Regions from separate parts of the Mus musculus genome. Here all the other regions are linked to region 1. A link is a loop called in an ENCODE intact Hi-C map of the cell type or tissue named here. Cell type or tissue: heart. All regions are shown on one strand.

Region 1 (8,000 bases):
TCCTAATTGGCAACCCAGGATTCCTGTAGAACAATTCCACTGGCAGAGGTGGTGGAGGTGGTGGTGGTGGTGGTGGTGTCAACATAGCTGATGGGTTTGCCGGTTCCAAAGACTGGGGGGTAGAAATACAGCTCTGATTAAATCCTAAGAACTATTGTGAAAAAGGTGAAGCCCAATGAAAGGTCATAAAGTGAAAGGTATTATCCCCTCTAGAGCCCACATCCAGAGGCCACAAAATCTAGGGCTAGCACACAAGGCGAAGAAGTCTCAAAATTAATTGTCCATACTATGCAGGTGTACTTATGAGCCAAGCCTGGCCTTGAGACTAAAGGGAACTAAGTCTGGCAATACTACCTAGTTTTTTTTTTCAGATGTATATAGCGCAGCTGTCATTGTGACTAACAACACAAGATTTGTCTAAATGGCTCGAAGTTCATCACAGGCATGATCACACGCTTTACTGCTAATGGAGACAACCGCAGAGCAGAGCATCAAGAGGCACAGTGACTCAATGTGGTCAGTTCCCAGGAAAGATGAGCTGAGTCTGGCTGGCTGGCACCACATTCTTCGCACCTTGTTCAAGGACAGACATGTGCTAAGGGGCAAAGATAAATCAGCAGTCAGGCGAATCTTTTCTTTAAAAACACAGACGTTTGAAAAGGTTAGTAACCCACGGGATAATAAAAAAAAAAAAAAACAAAAATGGCAACTTCATAGTTTAGAGCCTTTGGCAATAAAAAAAAAATTGCATGCTCATATATTACTTCACGAGGCTCTCTAAAAGAAGGGAGAAAGGGAAGGAAAGAAGAAATGAAGGAAAAAGAGTTTGTAAGAGAAGTAAGGTTCAGGGGCTCAGTTGCTTCCTAAGACAGCGCAGCCATCAGCAAGTCACAGTCACAGGTTTTCAGCAGCACAATGCAGACTAATGTTTGCCAAAGAGCACTGCTCTCCTCTCCCTCTGCAAGCTGTGATGGCTTAAATGAGTGACACTCAGGCATGGCTCTAAAACACGTCTAGAGCGGTGGTTCTCAACCTGTGGGTCGCGAACCCTTTGGCAACTCTCTATCTCCCAAAATATTTACACTGCAATTCATATCAGCAGCAAGATTACAGTTATGCAGTGACCGTGGGGTCATTGTACAGTTAGGGGTCAGCATGGCACGAGGAACTGTATTGAAGCATCTCAGAGTGAGGAAGGTTGAGAGCCATTGCTCTCGAGTGTCTCCGGATCTGCTCAGTTGTTGTAAAAGACTGCAGAGTTGGTACAGAGCTTTCCTGTTTTAAAAGATGAAGAAGGCGGGGAAGTCACCTGATAACAGCAGGCCAGGTTCAGCCTGTGTGTCTTTATTGTCCCCTACATCCTCTTTGTATTCTCTACTGTTAAAAGAAATAAAAATGGCAGGGGTCAAAGAAAGGTCAGCGTGTAAGTAATTCAGAGTGTGTCTGTCTGGCGGTGTGTTTTTGTCCACGGAGCTAGAGCATGGTAAATGATAGTTGTGATACGAAGCGCCATGTGAACGACAATCAGAACACGGAGGACATCAAGTACCTCCCGACAGCGGAGCTGGGCACAGTAACTAAAGATACAAATTTGTGTTTTTTGCTATGTAACTGGCTGGAGCAAGTCGAAGCAGGGCTTATATTATCTGGTGTGGTTTTGCTTACACAGACAGTTGTCTAGAATAAGTAATGGTCACCAATGCTAAATGGTTCTGTGTGGTAGGATGACATACATGGACGACATATTGCAGACTGTCTACTTTCAAAGGCCACTTGCCCAGCTGGTTCAGAGGGCACACGTTCACAAGCCCGTGGCCCGTGCAGCCTGCTCTCCTACATGCTGAGTTCTGGCTATCATCATTTGCTCCTTTGTCATGAGGAGAAGGAAGTCATGAGGAGAGACAGAGGCCATGCGTGCCCCTTCTCAGCCAGCTAGGCCCTGCAACACTTGTGGCTACAACCCCTGGTTGTCTGTCTCATCCACTTACAGAGATTGACTTTTGCCAGAGACTCAAAGCATTTGGGTCCCAGAACCCTGGTGCAGCCTAAGGGCTCCTTAATTGTGACCCCTTGGGCAGTCTCCTTGCTCTCTGAGCATTGGCTTCATTACCTGCAAAATTGGAATAACAGCATTGCCTCACAGGAGCACCAATTCAGATGAGGTTTACAGAATGCCTAGAGGGGTTGGAAATGGTCTCACATAGAAAAACTGGCCTTGGGAGGGATCTAAGTCAGAGTTTCTTTTTGTTGTTGTTGTTTGTTTTGTTTTGTTTTCTTCGAGACCGGGTTTTTCTGTGTAGCCCTGGCTGTCCTGGAACTCACTTTGTAGACCAGGCTGGCCTCGAACTCAGAAATCCGCCTGCCTCTGCCTCCCGAGTGCTGGGATTAAAGGCTTGCGCCACCATGCCCGGCTTTAAGTCAGGGTTTCTATTGCTGTGATGGAATGCTATGGCCGAAAGCAGCATGGGGAGGAAAGGGTTACTCAGCTTACACTTCCAGGTAACAGTCTGTCCTTGAGAGTGGGGCAGGAGCTCAAACAGGGTAGCAACCCAGAGGCCGGAGCTGGTACTTGACTATCTCCAGACCCGTGAGGGACCTCTCAAAACAAAGGTGAATAGGCCAGTAGCTAAGAAACAAGATCCAAGGTCATCCTCTGACCTCTGTACTCTTGTGCACACGTGTGCATGAGCACCTATATCTACACACACACCCCGCCCCCACCATACACACACAAAATAGCTGGAAAAAATAACACGGGCTTTGCACAATCCACCATGTCACAAATCAACTATGCAACTTTGGCAAGAAGAAACATTCTCTCACAGCCTCAGTTTCCCCCTTGGTAAAATGGGCTGGCTCTTCTGCTCTGTCCAGTCTACCACCTGGAAGCACCCCAGGCCCCTCTAAGCAGCACTGTGGTTTGTACAAGGTCCAGAGATCTTGTAAATTTCATTAGAAGCAGTTTTCCAGATGTGCCGGGGTGGGGTGACCTATAGTTAGAACTCAGCAGCCCCCACTTGTTTGTGTATTTACCGAAGCTCTGAACCAGCTGTCTGAATCACTTGCAAACAGACCAAAGCTATTTTCAGGCGTCACACGCAGCCCCACAAGAGTCAGCCACGCCTCAGGATAATGCACTAAAAATATCCTTATAGTGCTATTTTTAAGGCTCCAAAGCTACAAGCCACAGCCCAAGAAAGCAGAGTTCCTCACTGCGTGCACACACAGGGCACCAAACCAGAGCCCAGTTCCCACTGGGCCCCTGGGTCAGTCCAGGGGCTATTCTTTTCTCTGACCATCTGGAATCTCCCTAGCCAAAGGCCCAGGCTGCGTATGAAGGAAGCCTTGTCCTTCCCTGGGGACCCTGCTAGACGCTGAGGGGTACAACACAGCCCATGACACGACGATGGGACCATTATGTCTGCTGTATGCTTGTTTCTGTTCTGAATCACCAGCTCGGAGGCTTCTGCCCGTCAGGGATGCTGGACACGTCCCTAGCACATCTGAACAGTCATTTATGATTTTGAAAGCATATTCGCATGCATCAGCTCCACTGATCACTGTGGAACCTCGACACAAGGGTTATTATTGTCTATACGTGCGAATTTGTGCCCGGTTATCACCTTGGTGATGTGATAGAACACAGGTGGTCTCTGGTGTGTCCAGAAGTGATGACTTCACACTGGTTCAGCATCTTCCTTCTGCTACCATCGTAAGCACAGCAGTCACGATTCATTTGCTCACTCGTTCATTCATTCATTCATTCATTCATTCACTCGTTCCCTTGAGAAGTATTTTCCTCACTTCATAAGCTAAAGCCCTCTCTGTACTAGGCTGAGATATAAATGACACCTCTCTAGGAGGTGACAGTACCAGGACAGAAACCCAAGAGAAGCTTCTTAATCATATTGGGGCCCCAAGGGCTAAGTTGGATAGATAAACAAACACCGTGGAAGGCCTGAAAAGCCTGAGCCTGTGAAAACTGAAAGCAAGAGTAAGGGCAGGAGCCCAGGGAATTGTGGGGGCTAGCAGCTAGAGGGGGTTGGGGGGAGAGGGGAGGGGTTGGGGGCCTGTCTGCAGCTGATCCAGGGAGTCCAGCGGTTTACAGCAGAGGTCAGTGCAGACACAGCTGGGTTTTAAGAATCCCAGAGATGCTCTGTGGTGGGAGGGGTAGTCGGGCTTCAGAGAAAAGAGCCAGCACGCAGACCATGGCAACAGTTTGGGTGACCCAGAATGGGACTGAGGGAGGAGTCCAGGAGATTGACAAAGGAAGATGAGATTCAGAAAGTATATGGAAGTAGCTACGCGGTGTGAAGGAAAGAGGCGGGCAGAGTAAGGCAGGAGAAAGGAAGGATGCTACCGTTGTAGTGAGCAGTGTGACACGGTTTGTGGAGTTCCAGGAAGAGAGCAAGAGTGGACACAGTTTGGAAGGAAGGAAGCTTTTGAGAGGAATCTATAAATCTGTGGGTCTCAATACTCTTTCTCATCTGATACCTGAAAGTACCAGGATCTCTCCCTGATCAGCAACCTAAAATCTCCCCAGCAGAGCCTAAAATCAGGGGCTCAAAGTGTGCTTGGTGTATTTGGTCCTAAGGCCCTTGCTATTCACCTGTAAAGTCAGGAATGCATTTTTGCATATGCAAATATGTTTCCTTGGCTGAGGAAGTGTAGTTGTGTGCTTACCTCAGGGTAGCCAGGAATGTCACTCTGGGCTCTGGGTGCTTACCTCCATTAAGACCCCCTGGAGGGCTCTGTCCAGCTGTCCTCTGAGGCCTGCTGTTGTCCCCTGGAGAGAAATTCCGTGGCTACAGAGTTCCTGCCACCTGCACTTTCCCGTACATCCAGTCTAGGTTAGGGAAGGTCACACACACAGGGGGAAAATTCCAGAACATGAGCTCATAGCGTGTGGTGAAAAGTGAGGAAATTTGCCTGGAATTTTGGAATCTGCTCCAGGAATTCATTTTTTTGTTTTAACAGCAAATAGCTTCTAGGGAGCTACCAGGAATAGGTGTCTTCTCTACAGTGTTCCCCACTCCCACTGTGGCTGGTCTTCATTCACATGGCAGGCAGAGTGGTGGATGACTCCAAGTTTGTATTTTCTTTTTTTTTTTTCCATTTTTTATTAGGTATTTAGCTCATTTACATTTCCAATGCTATACCAAAAGTCCCCCATATCCACCCACCCCCACTCCCCTGCCCACCCACTCCCCCTTTTTGGCCCTGGTGTTCCCCTGTACTGGGGCATATAAAGTTTGCAAGTCCAATGGGCCTCTCTTTCCAGTGATGGCCGACTAGGCCATCTTTTGATATATATGCAGCTAGAGTCAAGAGCTCCGGGGTACTGGTTAGTTCATAATGTTGTTCCACCTATAGGGTTGCAGATCCCTTTAGCTCCTTGGCTACTTTCTCTAGCTCCTCCATTGGGAGCCCTATGATCCATCCATTAGCTGACTGTGAGCATCCACTTCTGTGTTTGCTAGGCCCCGGCATAGTCTCACAAGAGACAGCTACATCTGGGTCCTTTCAATAAAATCTTGCTAGTGTATGCAATGGTGTCAGCGTTTGGATGCTGATTATGGGGTGGATCCCTGGATATGGCAGTCTCTACATGGTCCATCCTTTCATCTCAGCTCCAAACTTTGTCTCTGTAACTCCTTCCATGGGTGTTTTGTTCCCAAATCTAAGGAGGGGCATAGTGTCCACACTTCAGTCTTCATTCTTCTTGAGTTTCATGTGTTTAGCAAATTATATCTTATATCTTGGGTATCCTAGGTTTGGGGCTAATATCCACTTATCAGTGAGTACATATTGTGTGAGTTTCTTTGTGAATGTGTTACCTCACTCAGGATGATGCCCTCCAGGTCCATCCATTTGGCTAGAAATTTCATAAATTCATTCTTTTTAATAGCTGAGTAGTACTCCATTGTGTAGATGTACCACATTTTCTGTATCCATTCCTCTGTTGAGGGGCATCTAGGTTCTTTCCAGCTTCTGGCTATTATAAATAAGGCTGCTATGAACATAGTGGAGCATGTGTCCTTCTTACCAGTTGGGGCATCTTCTGGATATATGCCCATGAGAGGTATTGCTGGATCCTCCGGTAGTACTATGTCCAATTTTCTGAGGAACCGCCAGACTGATTTCCAGAGTGGTTGTACAAGCCTGCACTCCCACCAACAATGGAGGAGTGTTCCTCTTTCTCCACATGTATTTTCTAATCACAAGATAAAAAAAAAAAAAAAAAAAAAAAAAAACATGACCAACAAACAAAACAGGCACTCTGATATTTCCTGGCTGACAACACTAATTCATTTTTGCCTATAAAGGAATTTTTTTCTAAGACATGAATTGCTCCCTTCAAACCAAAACTGCCTAACTTTAGGACTGATGCTAGGCGCGTGGAGGATGGCAGTGTGCTGTTACAACATACTGTGATTTCCCTCCCTCTGCAAGCTGCCATTGAGCATGGTCCTTCCCATCTGTAGACCTAGGAAGGAACCATGTCTATGCCTTCCATAGCAAAGCGCCCACACACCTGCGCAATAGTGTGTAACAGCATACACATGTGACCGGGTTAGCTTGAGGCTGAACTTGTTAGCTACCTCGGGGCCTAGGTTTAGGAATGCATCCGCCAGGAGTGTGCCACTTCCTGCCGATTTTACCTTCTGTTCTCAGCCACAGATGTGACCTCTGACCCCGAGGAGTCTCTTTGCGATGGCTCTGAGCCCCCAGGCTTCCACTTTCCTATACCCATGACCTTACAGAGGCTTACTTGCTGGACACAGTAGAAGGTTTCTCTGCCTGGTGACGAAGGGCAGAAACCCCAAGCGACGGCCATTTAAAGGGCTCCTGTAAACTGATCTTTCTAGACTAGAACTCTTCCTGCTTCTGGCCCTCAGCTACTCTCTAATTCAGAGAGTTTTCTGAGGTTCTGAGTGATTTTTTTCCCCCTGAGACTGAGTGATTAAGGTCTTTATCTCAATGGGCCTATGTTTTTGTGGAGAGAGCTGAATAAACATGAAGTAGGAGCTGGGAGGGGGCAGGGAACAGAATCCGAGGGATAAAGCAGGCAAGGACAATTATCAAGATGAGAGGGAACGGAGAGCGAGTCCTCAAAAGAGGAAAACAGGAAGTCTCACTGGGCCTGGATGGGAGGAGGGAGGACCCAGAATGACTGAGGTGAGGAAGTGGGAGAAGAGAAGGGAAAATGATGGATGTTTCCTGTTCCCGTTTCACTCCAACCTGAGATGGTGTCTGTCAGAATACAGGCTTTGTGACACTCACCAAATCTCACAACTGCAGCCTTTACTTGGCCACATGGCCCTTTAGTCAGGAGCACCAATAGGAGCGGAGTCTTCCGCAGTGACGTCATCACTCTGCCGGGTGAGAGCTTATTGATCATAGCAATTTCATCAGATTCACAGCACACACCAGATGGGAAACAGTTCCTATTTGCCTCATGACTCCAGGAGCCGGGAGGAGACTGGGACCTTGGAACAAGCAAGACTGAGGGAGACAGAGGACCTGTCTGCAAGCACCAGAAGGATTGTCTTGCGTGTGGAAGAGAGACAGGTTTGCTGAGCCCAGAGGGAGAGACTTTAACAAATTCATCAATACCAACAAGATGGGCTGTTGTAGTGGTCAGCTTGCAACACCATCGCAAACAAGTCAGACATGGGCTACTGACGAAGAAAATGCATTTATTTAGTTCACAGTTGGGAAGACTCAAGGGCATGATACCTGCATTGGATGACTGGGGTGGGAGGTAGTCATGGCAGAGAGATAGCAGTGGTGGAGATATGTGTCGGGACCAGGACACACATTTTAAGTCAAGAGTCGGAGACAGGGACAGTGGTCCGATTTCCCTCCTTTAATAGAAACTGTTTCAGAGACCTACAGAGGGGTTATATGAGAACTGCTTCATGTTTTCAACGACCCCCAAACCATCCAATAGGCCTCAGCCCACAAAGATCATGTCACCTCCAATAGCCCCACTATTG
Region 2 (8,000 bases), 240 kb before region 1:
ACAGTCCTCTTCGAGTGTGCATAGTCATCGTTGGGTCCCTGCCTGCCTTGTCATTGAGTCTTGGGGACATAGTGTAGTGTTCCTTCCAAGGAAACTCTAGGTCTGTAGTTTGTTCAGTAAATGATTAGAAAGTGAAGCAGAAAGTTAAATAAAAGGTAAGTACGTGTGTGTGGCCAAATCAGTGAGAGAGAGAGAGAGAGAGAGAGAGAGAGAGAGAGAGAGAGAGAGAGAGAGAGAGAGAGAGAGAGGCTTCACAAACACAGCATCAGCGCTGGGGGTAAGACATGGGTGCTGGGGCTTCACAGCCTGCCCTTGAATCCATTCTCCACTGCCACGTAATGCTGAGGCTTTGACAGGCTGTCTTTGTACTTCAGTTTCCACATCGGTCAGGTAGGAGTCAGGATGATACCCTCTTGTAGAAAAATTGAAAATTAAAATGTGTAAGAACCTCTGAACAAGTCTCAGCACATAGCAAGTGTTAATGTCCCTTAGCAGACCAGCTATTCCAGGAGAAATTACATCGACTTCTTACAGACTTGTCAGAAGTGGAGAAAGAAGTGGGGTTGTCAGAGCCCCAGCTGTAAATTCACCTCTGTTTAGATCCTGTGTGTCTAGTCAGACAGAGGTTCTCTCGGGAAGATTCTACCCTTACTATGGCAAGAGAAAATATCAGGAAGTCCCATGGACCAAGAACCAACTTTGGCCAGACCCTGCGTGAGGGCACCTGAGAGCTCTTTCTCAGCAACCCCCAGATGTGTTCCCATCATACAGGAAGCAAGGCTCAAAAGGGACCAGTCCCTTTTCCAGGATGTTAGATCAGACTCCAAAACTCATGCTCTGCTTAATGGAGCCGAGAGGTGCATGCCTGTGTTCATGTGTGCATGTTCCTGGCAAGTGGGTGGGCGTCATGGACTGCCTCTGTCTTGCTCAGGAGTGTGGGTTGATGTGGGCTGATGGTCCAGGAGTCTGGGGCATCCAGTTAGCCTCAGCCCGTGTTGACCCAGTGTTCCACGGATCACACAAGGCTTTTGCCAGGCTGTACCTAGATACCTTTGAGCCTTGCTGCCATCCTCTGCTCAGTGAGAAATGGTCTTGTCGGCTTTAAGACACAATGACTCCACGCTCACATTGGCTGAGCTGGTACTGATTATGGATTAGTCTCGGCACCGAGGCATTTGCACAGCACATACGCAGCAACTGTAGTGCCGAGTACAGCGGGCAAGATATCAGTTCCGAGGGTATCTCCAGCCAGTCTCAACAGTTTCTCTGCGTATGCAGCAGGCACGCTCTGTTTGAACAAAAACTACGCAAGTAGGCGGGTAAATAGTAGCCATATTTACACATTTCCCCTCAGGAAGCAGCGTCAGGCCATTTCACTTCTACTTTAAATTGAGTGTGTATTTTGGAGAATTCTATTCTGTGGTAACTGAGATAATATAGCTCCCCTGCTCTCTGGGGACAGCATGTATTAGCCTTGTCTGTCAGCCTCACCAGCCTGAAGACAGCAGGTTTCTTTGAGAAAAATGTATCATTATGAAGTTGGCAGCCAAAGTGGTGTACGTATGAGGAGGGAATGATGCAGGAATATCCTGAGTGGCCACTACTACTATGTCTCTTCCCTGAAATCCAGTCTCCATGACAGGTGCACCCCTTCTTAGGAAATGCTGATGCCATCAAACATCTACCCCAAGAGAACTAGACTAGCTGGTGGGATTCATGGAAGCCCAGCCAAAAGTTGGTTAAGTCCCAGCCTGTCTCTCCCTCCTTCCATTTCTCTCTCTTCCTCTCTCTCCCATCCTGGCCCCCTTATCTCCCAGTGGCTTCTATGTTGATGTCCTACTTCAGACTTTACTGGGGGAGAGAATCATTGCCCATGTCCTTAGCTGAGGTGAGCTCAGTAGAGCAGATTGTGATCCAATACAACTGTTGCCCTTATAGAAAGAAGAAATTACAGCAGGCACTCAGAACAGGGGAATGCCACGTGGAAGTGAAGGCAGAAATCGGGGCTTTGCCTCCATCAAATAAAGAAAGGGCCAAGATCATCAGTTAGCCACCAGACATAGCCAGAGGCCTGGGCAGGATCTCAGGAGCCTGAGCTGTAGGCCGAGGAATTCCTGTTGTTTAAACCATCCAGCAGGTTGCACTTTGGTCCAGCAGCCCTAGGGAGTGAATACGGATCCCCCTGCTCCTGGCATGGAGAGCATCCGGCAGGTGAGAGCGAGCACAGGCCTTTTGAATGGGGCTGCTGTCCAGGAGTGTAGATCTACAACATGGTGGCATCTGCTATAGTGCAGAGACAGATTAGGAGAATCGCCAGACAGGGTGTTTTCTAATTCTAGATCTGGCCATTTTTAGTTAAGACTTCATTGCCTGGTCAGTATTTTGGAAATATACTTTGGGGCTGTGGTGAAGAGTGTACTGCAGATGAGGCTCGTCACCGTGCCAGGCTTGCTGTGCCACAGCCTTCGTATCACTCAGGAGTGCTTTAACAGTTGTTATAGAAAGAAATCCTGGCTTTGCTTCCCTAGGGTGAAGCACAGCATGTTTCGTGTGTGTGTGTGTGTGTGTGTGTGTGTGTGTGTGTGTGTGTGTGTGCGCATTCGCGTGCGTGTGTGTCTCCTGTAGGCACATACGCAGAGATATTTATCAGGGACAGATGTAAGAAAGAGAGAACTGGAAGAATAGATTGAGTTTCACTTTGAATATGTTTTACAAACAGATATAGTTCTTTAAACAAAGAAATATTTTACTAAATGGCAAATGAGGGGGAGAGAGTTAGCAGTTAGTTGGATGTGCTTGAGAAAGGCGCCAGTTGTGCCTAATTCCAAACACTTGGGTATATCTGGTTGTATATTTTTATACATGTAATTTGTGCATTTCTGGCTAGCATCTCTGCAGAACTGTTTTCGGTACATGATTGCATTTAGCGAAGGGAAATGAACTGACAGGAGAGGCCTATGATTGCACTTGTATTTGTGGCTCTCCAGGGCTGCCTCTGTGGGTCTCCAGGATCTTGACTGTGGTGTCTGATCTGTGGAGTGAGGAGTGAGACTCATCGTGGAGAGTGGTGTGCAGAGCGCCCTTAGAACTGTCTTCCTTGGGCAGGACCATTTTCAACGTGTATTAAAGTTGATGTGATTCAACTGTATAAAGCTATATAGCATTAGTCTTATTTGCTGTACACAGAACCTCTCCCCCCAACCCCTGCTCCCTCATCCCAGCACTGGCTAGCACCCACTGGACAAGGGAGCCCCACTGTGGAAAATGAGTTTGGCAATGTTTCATATCAGGGTTTAAATTCTCCCATTTAAAAACTGAGGTGGTGTTCTCACCATGCCTGTCTCGTGAGGATATGAGATTATGAAGCCTTGCTGGTCAGTTTGAAGTGGGAGGCTCAGAAAGACTGGTGAGGTTTAGTCCTGACAGTCCTTGTTAAGTATACCCTAGAGCCCACAGCCCTTCCTTCCCTCTGAAAGTTGGGAGGAGACAGCATGCCGCCTTGCCACAGGGAAGCTGCAAAGTGAAGGCTGCACTAGGCAAACAGAACCGAGCGCTGTCTTCCGCAAGGCACGGGGCAGATGCCCCATGTGTTGGGGATTTATTTCCTAATCCTGTTACCAACAGAAAAGGACCCTAAGGAGTCTCTAATTTTATTACCAGCCAGGAGCAGTTTATCTTTGGTCTGTGGCTGGTTGACCAGGGCTCTCTGAGCATCTCCTTGCCATTCTCCCTATCCTTCCAGGGGAGAGCCTGGAGGTTCTAACCTGACCCAGGAGAGTAAATGGGGGAGGATCCCTCTCTTGGGGGCTCAGGATGGGGGCACACACTTGGGTCCTGATTTGGAGGTAGCTGAGCAGTGGGGAAACAAATGAGGCTTCAAGTTAAAACTGGGTTGCTGCTCTCACCTACCCTGCCCTAGCTTCCTGGACAGCCCTCCCTGACCCTCCCTAACCTTCCTGTGCTATGTACAGCAGGACTGCAGTAGCACTCACTGCCAGCAGGGGTCACACCTGAGTTGCACTGAGTTGTTAGCAGACCTTCTATGGGCTCCTCCCCCACCCCAGGCTGATTGGCTGTGCTCTGTAAATGTTCAGCCTACAGACCTGGATGCCACTCTGAGGCACAGCCAACTGGAGATGGTTAATCGCCTGGGAGAGGCGAAGGGGAAGGAGTGCACAGTAAATCACAGTTCTCCCTCTATAAAGAACACTAGTAGATAACAAATGACGGTCCTTTTGGTCTCCACAAAAGCCTTGTGGAGTTATCAGTGATTAAAGTAACTCATGGTTATTTTCTGTCACTTTATCTAATAATGACAAGTGAGATACTGGATGTAAAGAACTCATATTTAGCTTAAAGCAGTCCTTACCCGCACTAGAATCAGTACCTGTGTGGTTCCAACCGACACTAAAGGCTACAAGCAGGGAAACACTGCCTGGCATTAATCAGAAGCCTTGTAGGAGCATATAAATACTACCTCTAAAAGGACACTGTCACCATAAAGGAAAGCCAGGAAATGGGAGGCAGCAAGTCCTTAAAGGCTGTGACAAGCATCAGGAATAAAGGAAAGGTGAGCCCAAGATGCTGGGGACACTGTAAGTCTCAGCAGGATGACCCCAGGGGTGCCGGTCTAGATAGTGTACGTGCATCCTGCGGACCCCAACTGAAGTAGGTCTGCAGTTCATTGCTGTGTAGACTCTGGTTTCTGTCCAGCTGTTTCCCCACAAATCAGGCCCTGCAGAAGTAGTCCTTGCTAACCAGAGCAGACCTAGTGTGACGTGGAAAGGCATTTCTCCTCCTCCTCCCCCTCCTTCTCCTCCTCCTCCTCTTCCTCCTCCCCCTCCTCCCCCTCCTCCTCCCCCCCCCTCCTTCTTCTTCTTTTTGGTTTTTGAGACAGGGTTTCTCTGTGTAGCCCTGGCTGTCCTGGAACTCACTCTGTAGACCAGGCTGACCTCGAACTCAGAAATCCGCCTGCCTCTGCCTCTCAAGTGCTGGGATTAAAGGTGTGCTCCACCACTGCCCAGCTTTCCTGCTTCTTTTTACATAAAGAATATACTGAGCCACTTTCGTCATTAACACTTTAAAGGTGTTAAGTAAAGATCCGATGCTTTTATGTCACCTGCTCTCTCTGATGTGTACAGACATTTGTTTGAGGTAACTGAGCGACTCCACTGTGGGCGCCATGTAACACCTTACTATTGAGTTGCTGCATCCTGTCTGTGACTTCTCTAGTTCTGTTTCTGAAGTCTCATTTCTCTCTTGTGGCCCCTGGCCTCCTATCCCTGCATCCCACTCACACACCATGGTCCCTCGAGGTCAGCTCAATGGCACCAGGCACCCAGAGTGGTCCTGCTAAGTCCATGGTCCTAGGCTCCTATCTTCATTCACCATGAGCCTTTACTCAGTCTGACTCTGGTTGTCTGTGATGCTTGCTTGCCATTTTCACCTTGGTTAGGTTAGGAAACAGCCCCTGTAAAGGCATCCAGGGAGGGTTAGGGAGTGTGTGCAGTGCTGGTCTATGGATCCGACTGAATAGGTAGAGGAAAAAAGATGTGAATGGGTCAGGTGTCAGGATCATCGCTCTCTGCTCTCTGCCCCTCTGGTGTGTGAGAGCTCCATGCTCCTGCTGCCACAGCTCATGCTGGGCTCAGTCCTTCCTCCTCATTGCGGGCTCTACTTCAGACTGTGACCAAATAGCCTTCCTTAAGTACTTTCTTGTCAGTTACTTGCCGTAGCATTGAGAAAGGGGACTAGTTGGCATACTATAGTTATATATGTACTAACGTATGAAAGTAAATACCAGTGGGAGGTAAATTTGCAGGGATATTAGTCTTGGTTCACTTGATCAGTGAGTATTTAGAACATATGATCACATGGCTGAGTAGGACCCTTAGGTACATGCACGTTAGGCCTGTCCAGCCACCAGAATCGAGGTAGTCTGGGGTCAGCTCCTGTCTTCTTGGGGAGCCTGGACAGGTTCATTCCGTGCTGTACAAAGACGCCATTTGTACTGCTTGCGTGAGAGAATGTTACTGTTTCTTCCACTTTTTTGTTTCAGTTGCCCAAGTCCTGAGCCACAGTCCTCTCTGGCTGGCTGTGTGATAGATTTTAAAGGTCACACAAAATGTGGCCTCTTCCTCTTCCCCTTGAGTCAAGGGAGAAGCACAAGAATAATCAATAATTCTAAAAGGCAAAAAGCATCGTTGTTGCTGTTTTAAATTTAGTTCTTGTCTTAGCTTACTTAGGTCTCTCCTGGATTCTGAGCTTGTAGGAGTCGGCCTATGCAACTCGGAAGGATCCAGAAACTATCAATACTGGCTCCTGGGTGTGACAATGTTTCTGCACTTCCCTTTACTCCCAAATAAAACCACTTAGTGTGGCGGCTAGGCCCAGCCTGGTATCCCAGTCTGATATCCTTCCCACGTAGGGCTTGTGCCCCCCTCTTCTCCCTAGCTCCCACAGCATTGCCCCATGCCTGCCTCCCATCAGGCAGCCTGTCCAGTGGGATCATTTCAGTCTACAGATGCTTAAAATCCAGACAGTTGGAAAGTCTTCCGCCTCAGTCACATTGTTATCAAAAAGAAGAGAGAAACGTGGGTAAGGCGTGGAGAAAAGAAAATCCTTGTCCATTGCTGTTGGGGCTGTAGACTTACAGAGTCAATATGGAAAGCAGAAGTGCTCCCGCGTGTGCGTGCGCAAAGGAAGGCAGTCTGTGCTGTAAGGAAACCTGCAGTGCAGTCCGCGTTCACTGCAGCAGTGACAACTGTGGCCAGATACAGAGTGTCCACGGGTGGATGTGTGGATACAGAAAATGTGATAAACGTACACTGGAAGATCCTTCACCCTGTAATAAGGAGGATATTCTGCCATGGCCACAACGTGTGTGAGCTGAGGGCCTTCTACTAAGTGGTATAACCCAGGCACAGGAGGAAGACAGCTTGATCTCGCTTGTACACGGGATCTCAAAGGCAAAAGCTAGGTGTTTACTACACAGAGATGATTCTGGAGGCAAGGTGATAGCTACGGCCATAGAGGTCAGGGTAGGAAGAAAATGTAGGGCTGGGGAAGTCTCAGATCTGATGGACACCAAGGGGGTTGAAGGCAATAGCGCTGTTAGATTAAGGGTTTTTGCTATAAAGAGTATAGATTAGATATTCTACATGCATATGCGTTCACACGCATGTGCGCACATAATAAAAATGAACACATAAAATTAATTTGTTTATCTTTGTTAACCATTTATGTATATATAAATCATCACACTGTAAACATTAAACACATACAATTTAAAAATCAATTCTTTGCTAACTGTTGAAAAAATAAGGCATGCAGGACATACTTTCTGATGTGTTCCAATTTCATATATTTATCTTAGTACAGGGCCAGCTGTTCTCATTTCTGTTCAGGAAACATGATAATCAGAGATTCATTTCTAACCACCATACTTTACTCAGATTACACTAAATCTATAGTATACAAAGTGTCTCTGGGACTAATTAATGTTTTTAAATGTTTACCTAAAGCACATAGAAATTGTATACATTTCTCAAAAAGAGAAAAGAAAAATGACCCAAGGGCCAGGCAGGCTTTGCAGCAGGGGATGTTTTGCTCGGTTCCCTGAGGTGCTCATCAGTCTGTGTTTTCCCATGTGATCTAGGAGGTTAATGAAGGCACTGTGGGGCCCATTGTTATTTCTGCACTGTGAATTGATTAGCCAGAGGATGTACAGTGTGGCAGTGTGTGGCCAGGCCTGTGTGTCTCTGGCAGTGGCCCAACAGACTTTGAAGATAGCATGCTGCTTCCTAGTCACGACCTCTCGGCCATGTGCTGTGTTGTGGGTGCTCCTGGTGCTGTGCCAGCTCCTTACCGATGCTGGCAGGAGTCCTGGCTGTGTGGACACAGTAGAGACCTTTCTCGGAAAGTCAAGTTCAGCCCTTGCTGTTTGCTGGTGAAAGTGCATCTGTCTGGACTACTTCACTTCAGTAAGCGTGGGCTGGGCC
Region 3 (8,000 bases), 60 kb before region 1:
GGAGCACTCAGATAGCAGCAACATGTTCTCATATTTCCTCTTCGGCTGTTCCATTGCCTCGGAGAGCACTGTTCATCTCCTGCTTCAATGATATCCCTTTGGGCGTTCCTGAACTCAAGGAGCTGGGTGAAAAAAAAGTCAGTAAATCCAACCTGTGCTTTGCCAGCTTTCAGTGTTGCTGTGCTCTGCCCTTCACCTCCCTGCTGTTCCTACACTGCAGACTTGCTTCTCTTAGGTATTGGGGCTCAGCCTTTAGTCTTCAGCAGAAGGCAGTACTGCTGTGTGGAGCTAGGGACCAAGCTGAGGTCCATCCATTTATCATACAACTTTTACCCCATCCCCTCACTTCCCTTCTACACCTGCAGAGATATCTAGTGTTGCCAAGTCTTCGTTATCCTGAGTACCCTGAGCATCCTTCAGTATAAAGCCAGGCTACCCTTGGTTTCTCCAGTGACCGTCTTCAAGCTCAGCTTTTTCAGCGTTGCCCACCACTATTCTATCTGCTTTCCCACCTCTGGAGTGCTGTTGATGTCTCTGCTCCCACTCTTTGTCCTTATGCCACTATGCCTTTAATTTCTTTCTGTTTGTTATTTGTAAAGATTTGTTTACTTTCCGTGTGTGGATGTTTTGCCTGAATGAATGTCAGTGAACCATGGGCATGCACCCTCTGAGACCAGAAGAAGACATTGGAGTCTCTGGAGCTAAGGTTACCACTGATTGTGAGTCACCATGAGAGAGAGCTGGGAGCCCACCCCAGGTCCTCTGCAAGAACAATAAGTATTCTTAACGGCTGAGCCATCTCTCCAGCCCTTGTATTTCTTTTTCATTTTTAAGTAATATTTTGAGATGGAGAGAAGATTAATACATATATTCAACACATCATTTTAACCTGATGTCCTGATCATATTTCATTTCAAAATATTTCAACAAACCCTTCAAAGTAGCAATCTGCTCTGTTGCATTTAGAATAACATTTGGTTAGCAAGGCCATATTTCACAATCTTTATAAACTGTTATTTTTATGGCAAGCAAGGTGACCTTTGAGGTGACAGAGACAATTTATTATCAGGAAAAACAGGGAATGAGCTTATTACAAAAATCTCAGGTTTGGGTCTTTTTAAAGATCTCCATTTCCACCAAATATTAAAGGTTTGCTGTTTGGATGAAGAAATCGTACTCAGAAACACAACTGGGAAAAGTCTGGTGGCTGTCTGTTGGGGTCAGGGCACTGGTTCTCCAGCAGCAGGATTGGACTCATCACCAATTGCTTTAGGAACAAGAGAATGACTCAAATTCAAACAGAGGACTGACTGCTTGTGTGTGTGTGTGTGTGTGTGTGTGTGTGTGTGTGTGTGTGTGTGTGTGTGTGCGCGCGCGCATTAGGTTCTAAAACCCCATATGTAAACTCAACCACTGAGCAACACCCCAACCCTTGCCAGGAGTCTGGACCAAGTTTTCTTGCTTCTAAAGAAAGAGTCAAGCATAAGAAAAGAGACATCTGTTGGTGCCCTGGATACTGTTGTTTTTGAATGTCCTGCCCAGGCCTGTGGCAGCCATCTGGCAGGCGCTCTTAGGTTCCCAACAGAAATGCAACAGCCAAGGAAAAGAATGAAAAACCGTGATTTCCTGATGACTTTATCGAGCCTCGGACTGGAATGATCTTGGGCTTTGCCTTGCTGTTAACTCCGGTTATGGATGGTGATATATGGATTGTTTCTGAGCCAACTCAAGCCAGGGGTCCTCCATTGTTTGCAAGTGAAAGCATCCCAGCTCCTTGTGCTGCCAAAGTCCAAGCCACATTCCTAGGCCGGAATGCATTCGTTTCTCAAAAAGTATGCAGACCTGCTGATTTATGGTCCCTTCAGGTCATGCAAATAGGTTCAAGAAGAATGCGTTTAATATCTGTGCCGATGATGAACAAGCACGTGACTCGCACTCAGTTGGGCCTGAAGGTTACTTTTCTGTAGGTATTTATTTCATTGTTCTGCATCTGCCTTTCCATCAGACAAGATTCTATCATATTTCCTCCATTCAGTTCAATCCTAGAGCTTAGATAATAAAGCAGAAAAGGGAAAGAGATGGAATAGAATTTCATCAGTAATTAGAATGGATGATACAACTGTTAATTGCTTGTATCAGTTTTACTATTGTTTTGAGATTATCCTTTTGATGAGATTTCTTCTCTGAAGATGATTCTGAACACCATTAATTGAATTCCAAGGCCATAAATTATTCCCTAAGAGAGAGAGAAAGAGAGAGAAACAACAACAACAACAACAAAAAACGTTTCGTATAATGTGCCAGGTTTGGCAGAAAATACCCGATCCAGGGTTGATGTATGATGGGCCAAAGAAACTAGGTGAACAGATGTTTTAAATTAGGTGTCCTGCTACATGATGGCAGACATTGAGGGTTGAGTAGGTTCAAAGCCTGGCCTGACCACTGATTAGATGGGTAGCTGTGGGTAAGCTACCTAAACACTTTGTGCCTCAAGCTTACTCACTTGTAAGAAGAAGGTAACGGCGATGCCTTTCTCACAAGTCCTTGAAAAGATGAAGAAGGCTGAATGTGTTTCTCCCATCCCGGCAGCAGCCACTCAGACCTGGTCTCTTGGCCTCACTCTGAGCCTGGAAAGTACTCCTGTCCACTTCTATTTTGATCTGTCTGTCCTTCCACTGTAGGAGCTCTCAACTTCCACCTTGGGATTTCTGCCCACTCTTTGTTCTGATAATGTCTTTCTGTTCTATGAGTCTCCAAAGCTCTCCTGTCACCCAAACAAGCCTAGACAAAGGGGCCAGGAGAAGGCAAGCCTTTTCTTAATACTAGTTATTTGGATGGAATGTGTTGGGTTGGGAGTCCTTGAAGGGCCAAGAAGTCCTCTTTGCAAAGAATATCTCTAAGCTGTGAATACAGAAGGACACAGAGAGATAAGACACACAGGAAATAGCGAACTTGTGAGAGGGGGAGAGAGGACTCTGAGAACACCTAAGAGAGTTTTGAACTCCTAGTAGACCATATGACTGGAATAGGAACATGGCCATACAGTGGACAGGGGTAAATGAGTATGTAACCAGCTTCTTGTCACTGTAATAAATGCCTTGGATAAATCAAGTTAAAGGGAAGAAAGGGTTCTTTTGGCTCACAGTTCCTGAGGCACACAGCCCATGGTCATTGCCCTGATTGCTTAAGACCTATGATGAGACAGAATGGCATGGCAGAAGTATATGGCAGAGGAAACCTGTTTCCTTCTCGTTGGCCAGGCAATGAGGAGAGGGCAGAGGTCACAGAACCCTTTGGAGAAATGCTCCCATAGCCCTAACTTCATCCACCAGGCTCCACCTCCTAAAGGCATCAACACCTCCCCAGATCACCACACCTTGGCAACTAAGCTCTTTTCATAGGGTTTTGGGGACATTTAAAGTTCAATAGAAGGGGCGGGGAGAGCATGAGCGGAGCCACCATGCCCTTTCCTTCCCATATGACACAGTCGACAAACACTGTGGATAGAGCCGACATGGTCACTTGATCTTTATCCTTCCTCATCGATCTGCTCACTGCTGGACTCTGTATCAACATTGATGCTCACCCTTGCTCTTTGACTGGAGTTGCTGGGGTTGCTGTCCATCCCCCATCACTTTGTGGGAATATCCTTCTTGTACAGCTACACGCAGCATGTAGGCTGTTGACCACAGCTATAGAACTGGACTCCTGAAGTTCATGAATCAATGAACATACCTCTTCCCAGGGATGTCTTGCTCTCTTCCTGCCAGTGAGAATAGAGAGACCCAGTTACCTTCAAGGGCTCACTCAGTGGCCACCTCCTAAACAATATGGGGGTGGGGGTGGGGAGATATGAAGAAGTATAGCTGAACAGATAGATGCTTTTCATAGTCTCTCTTGGAACCCTCCTATCTCAGGGTGAGGTCATCACATATCGACTGCTTTGGGTGGACTGAGCACTCGAGACTGGGCGTCTGTTCTCTCATAAATGTCAAAACTGCTTCCTCCACTTCTAACAAGGGCAGCCAGCAGACTCCAGTACACAGTGCAGAGTGAACCAGGTCTTGGTTTTGGGAAACCAGCCAGCTACTTCCTAAAGATGTGCTATGGTGACTCATGACCAGCTTCCAGGAGAGAATAATCCAGAATCTATTGCCAGCATTTAACAATAGCAGTAACACTGTCTCCTAGAAATGATGGACGTCACTACCTCCAGGGGAAAAGGAGGTGGTCCGCCCAGCTGCATCCTACAGGAGTCTCCCTTCCTCTCAGGTGGTCAGCAGAGCAAGCGGGATGGGCTGAGGTGTGGGTGAAAGGTTGTCACTTGTTCCACAATCAGGGAGCCTGTAAGTTGTCTCTGTGACCTTCTGAGCCTTGGGGCCCTAGGGTAGTGAAATGAAGCTGTAGTGTTTATGCGATCCTTAAGTCTCTTTAGAGCCCAGAAACTTCTTAATGCAGAGACCCTGCCATACCCCAGATGTGCTCCTGTCTCAGAAGCATCAAATAATTAAACCTATAGAGCCCTAAGCAGAGGGGTGATTCTTCTTGCCTTTTCTCTATCAGCTTTAGTCACCATTGGCCTCATGTCCTGGCCATTGCCGGCTTAACTTGTCTTACTCCCCTATTCACATCAATTGGTCAGAAATGTGGCAGATATTTGGATTTCTAGGAGAGAGGGTCCCACTAAGGCTTCTCCTAAAGAAGCCTTCTTGTCCTGGGCGTCTCGCAAGATATGATGCTTTAAAGAACGAAGAATGCAAGGATGGAGCAGAACGACACCAGTATCTAGGCAGGATGTGATACAGTGGGCTTTAACCTCTTCAAAGGGCCCCTCGGTTGTTATCGACTCTCCTAGCTCTACCAAATGCCTGTGTTTCATACTCAGTCTGACCAGGATGGAATTCATGTTCCATGCAAACCTGCCCTGCTTTCCTCGCTCTCTACTTCAATGCCACCATAAGGATCCTCCCTGCCCTCCCTAGCATCTGATCTAGTCTTAGTCTGATGGGGGCCAGATATTTCCACATCTTCCCCCAAATGCCTGGGGAATATGCATATGGCGTGGTATGAGAATTCAGACCATACCCTCTGGACTTCAGATCCTGGGCATGGGGCAAACTCTAGAGAGTGTTCGTACAGCAGTGGAGGTTAGGCGACATGGCTGTCCTTTTGAAGTGGGAAGCAGGGTAATCGCGTGTAGAACAGGCTAGCGCTTAGGGTTGGTCAAGTGCTTCTATGTATTCAAATGCTAAATTCTGTACCCCAAGAGCTGGTTACCCCAAGACGAGCAAGCAAATTCTCATATACTCCAGTTTTTGTTGTGCAAACCTTGCTCTTCAGGTTAATTGGTCAATAAAAGACTAAAGCCTATGATTGGGCAGTAGAGAGAGAGAAAGGCGGGACTTGAGGATTGAGGGGGGCGTGTCTCAGGAGAGAACAGTGAGGAGAAAGGAGACAAGAGAAGACAAAGAGAGGAAGAGGCAGCCATGAGATGAGATGGGCCATGAGCATGTGACCAGGAGAAAGAGCAAGTGGCAAGGGACATATGGCTGGGATGAAAATTAGAATAGCTCCAAACCTGCCCAATCTAGGCTTACAAATTTTAAATAAATACCAGGATATCTTATATACGGGATAGATAGAATATATAATTCTTACTACAGTTTGCCTCAAAGTCACAGAGCTCTACCTGTCTCTGTCTCCTGATGGCTGGGATCAAAGGTATACACTACTACTACTCCCACGCCCTTCTGGCTGTGTGGAGTGACCTTATTCCAGCCTCTCTTGGTTCCCAAGTTTGCTTTTTCCAGCTTCCCCATTGACCTAGTGAGATCTAATGATTACACAACAGGTAAGCTCCTTTTCTTCTGTGATATCTAGTATTGGGAGTTCATTGTTTGCAAGTAAATACTGATTAGTGTCCTCCCCTCTCCAGATCCCCAGGCCAGTGAGCTGGGGGTCATTCCCGATAGTCCCTGTGACACTCTCATCACTGTCCCCAAGGCCCAGTAGCTCTGCCTGACCTATCTCCCCACTACCCCCCAAACAGGCCCAGATTAAGTTCATTCATAATTCCTACTGTTCTGTAGGCAGGTCTTTCAGCTGGAGAAGTTCATTATCAGGACCATCTGCTTTGGTCAAACTTCCAAGTCAAAGTCCAGGAGCAGACTACCATTCAGTTTCCTTGGTAGAGAAGGAGATGGAGAAAAACGGAGAGCAGACAGGTGCCGAGGGAGTCTGAGAGGAGAGGGACGAGAGAGGCAGGTGAGTGACACAGGCGTGGCTCAGGCCCTCCTGCTGCAGCCTCGAGACTGCCTGGCCAGCTTCTCTGCCAGTGTCACTGGTCCGTGAGCTCTCTATGCTCACGTCAACGAAAACATATTAATTACCCTTTAAATGGAAATAAATTAACTTAAGAAGATGCAGTTTTATCTTGCTTTTATGGCAGCCAAGTTCCCCGAGGATGTGTTAATTGATTTTAAATCCAAATCAGCCTAATGCACTTGGGCACTCTGCCCAGTGGGAGTGAGCTTTGGCTCCTGGAAAGGAAACGGCTCTATGCCAACTGATTTGACACATTTTTATCACTGCGGAGGAGGTAAGCACAACCACGGGTGGAGAAGGTCCAGCAGCACCAGGTCCTCTGTGCAGATAGTAAGTATTTATTGAGCTTCTACTCTATCCGAGCACTGTGCAAAGCACTGTTGTGTAAGGCTGGGCGACTCAGCTTTGGCCCTGAGCACTCTAAAATGCCTACCAGGGGCTTTCTAAAGTGTCATTGCCCGGCCGGTCCTCCCTGACTCGATCTCACTGGGGCTGGCTTTCAAGGCTGGCCAGGCCTACAGGAACCAGATAGTGGGATATCGATGGGCTTCGTGGAAACACTAGGAGAGGAAGTGAGGACAACTACCCAGGGGCCAGCTTGGCTGAACTGGCAATTCTTCCACTTTTCCAAGCTGTTCCTCCATGACGACACAGGAGCTGCATGAGAGGAATAGGGCTGAGAGTCTGGAGAGGTGGTTCTAGTAGCTTAGCATCCTCATCCAGTATTGCCAGATTTAGCAAATGAAGGATGCAAGATACTTCCATGAATTTGAATTTTACATAAATAGCACTTGTTTTTAGTGTATGCCCCCATTTAACAGTTGGGGCATGCTTGCACTAATAGCTACTTAACTGGGTGTCTGTGCTTTACCTGGCAGCCCATCCATTCCCACTCCCGAGAGATACCCCAGACCCCAATGGCTCCCACCCCTGATATGAAGCAACATCTACCCAATAGGAGTGCAGTGGCAGCAGGGAGGGCCTGAAGAGCATCCCAGAGGAGTCTGCCCATAGCTGTGCTCCCCAGAAATGAGATCTAGTTCCACCACCTGCCTTGGCGTATTAATTATATTTCTTGTTGTGACAGAAGAAACTAAAGTATGGCCTTATTTTGGCTCATGGTTTGAGGAGAGAATCTATCAAGTCAGGGAGTAGTGGTGGCAGGAGTGGGAGGTGGCTGGTCATATTGTGTCTAGTCAGGCAGCAGGGGGACATGGCTGGATGCTGGTACTCAGTTGAATTTCCTGTGATTCTTCTGTGGATTCAGTGTAACTACCCTAGCCCATGTATGGAGTCACTTACACCCAGAGCAGATCTTCCCCAGCTAAACCTCTCTAGACATCCTCAGATGTGTGTCTCCCAGAGGTGTGTCTTCTAGGTAACTCCAAACCAACCCAGTTGAGTTGACAATGAAGATTAACCATCACAGCTGGGCACTAACGTGGAGCATCCTAAGGAGAATGCACATGAAAAAGACACCGTCCCACCCAGAGGGACTCAGGGGGACCCAGAGGGACCCAGAGGGCAGCAAAGGAGGAGTTAAGTCAAAACAAATCATCTTGATACAAGGTTAGATGGCCAGGGAACACAGAGAGGGAAAAGCTGATTTGTTTTGGTGGGTGGAAGTCTTGCAGGCGTCCCGGAAGAGGTCATATTCCCTATCAACAAGATTCCTG

What was found. Hi-C counts contacts between places; a loop is a spot of excess contacts. Peaks named below come from ENCODE experiments on the same cell type or tissue, not always from the same donor. Only the 100,000 strongest peaks of a DNase experiment are listed, where the experiment ranks them.
Region 2: it touches region 1 in a loop (4-fold over the local background); 7 of 42 quality-filtered maps call a loop at or near these places.
Region 3: it touches region 1 in a loop (8-fold over the local background); 4 of 42 quality-filtered maps call a loop at or near these places.

The regions. Positions count from the first base shown.
Region 1 is chr16:30,732,317-30,740,316 of GRCm38, reverse strand. No RefSeq gene overlaps it. Among named protein-coding and RNA genes, the nearest start is that of Gm33502, 57 kb to the left of the region's middle. In heart, CTCF peaks have their summits at 3,939 and 4,139 (motif pointing right); DNase peaks (open chromatin) are centred at 3,196, 4,136, 4,776, 7,106 and 1 weaker place; H3K4me3 peaks cover 748 bases; H3K27ac peaks cover 5,476 bases.
Region 2 is chr16:30,973,449-30,981,448 of GRCm38, reverse strand. All of the region lies in intron 3 of Xxylt1 (xyloside xylosyltransferase 1), which reads left to right. It overlaps Gm15742 (a long non-coding RNA gene), which reads left to right and starts at 4,978. Exons shown (of 2, transcript XR_384807.2): 1 at 4,978-8,000. In heart, a CTCF peak has its summit at 7,943; DNase peaks (open chromatin) are centred at 3,561, 4,038, 6,708 and 7,898; H3K4me3 peaks cover 375 bases; H3K27ac peaks cover 2,337 bases.
Region 3 is chr16:30,791,849-30,799,848 of GRCm38, reverse strand. It overlaps Gm33502 (a long non-coding RNA gene), which reads right to left and starts at 6,427. Exons shown (of 3, transcript XR_384806.2): 1 at 6,080-6,427; 2 at 3,587-3,763; 3 at 1,036-2,048. In heart, no CTCF peak of the experiment used is centred here; DNase peaks (open chromatin) are centred at 4,128, 6,648 and 6,758; H3K27ac peaks cover 2,156 bases.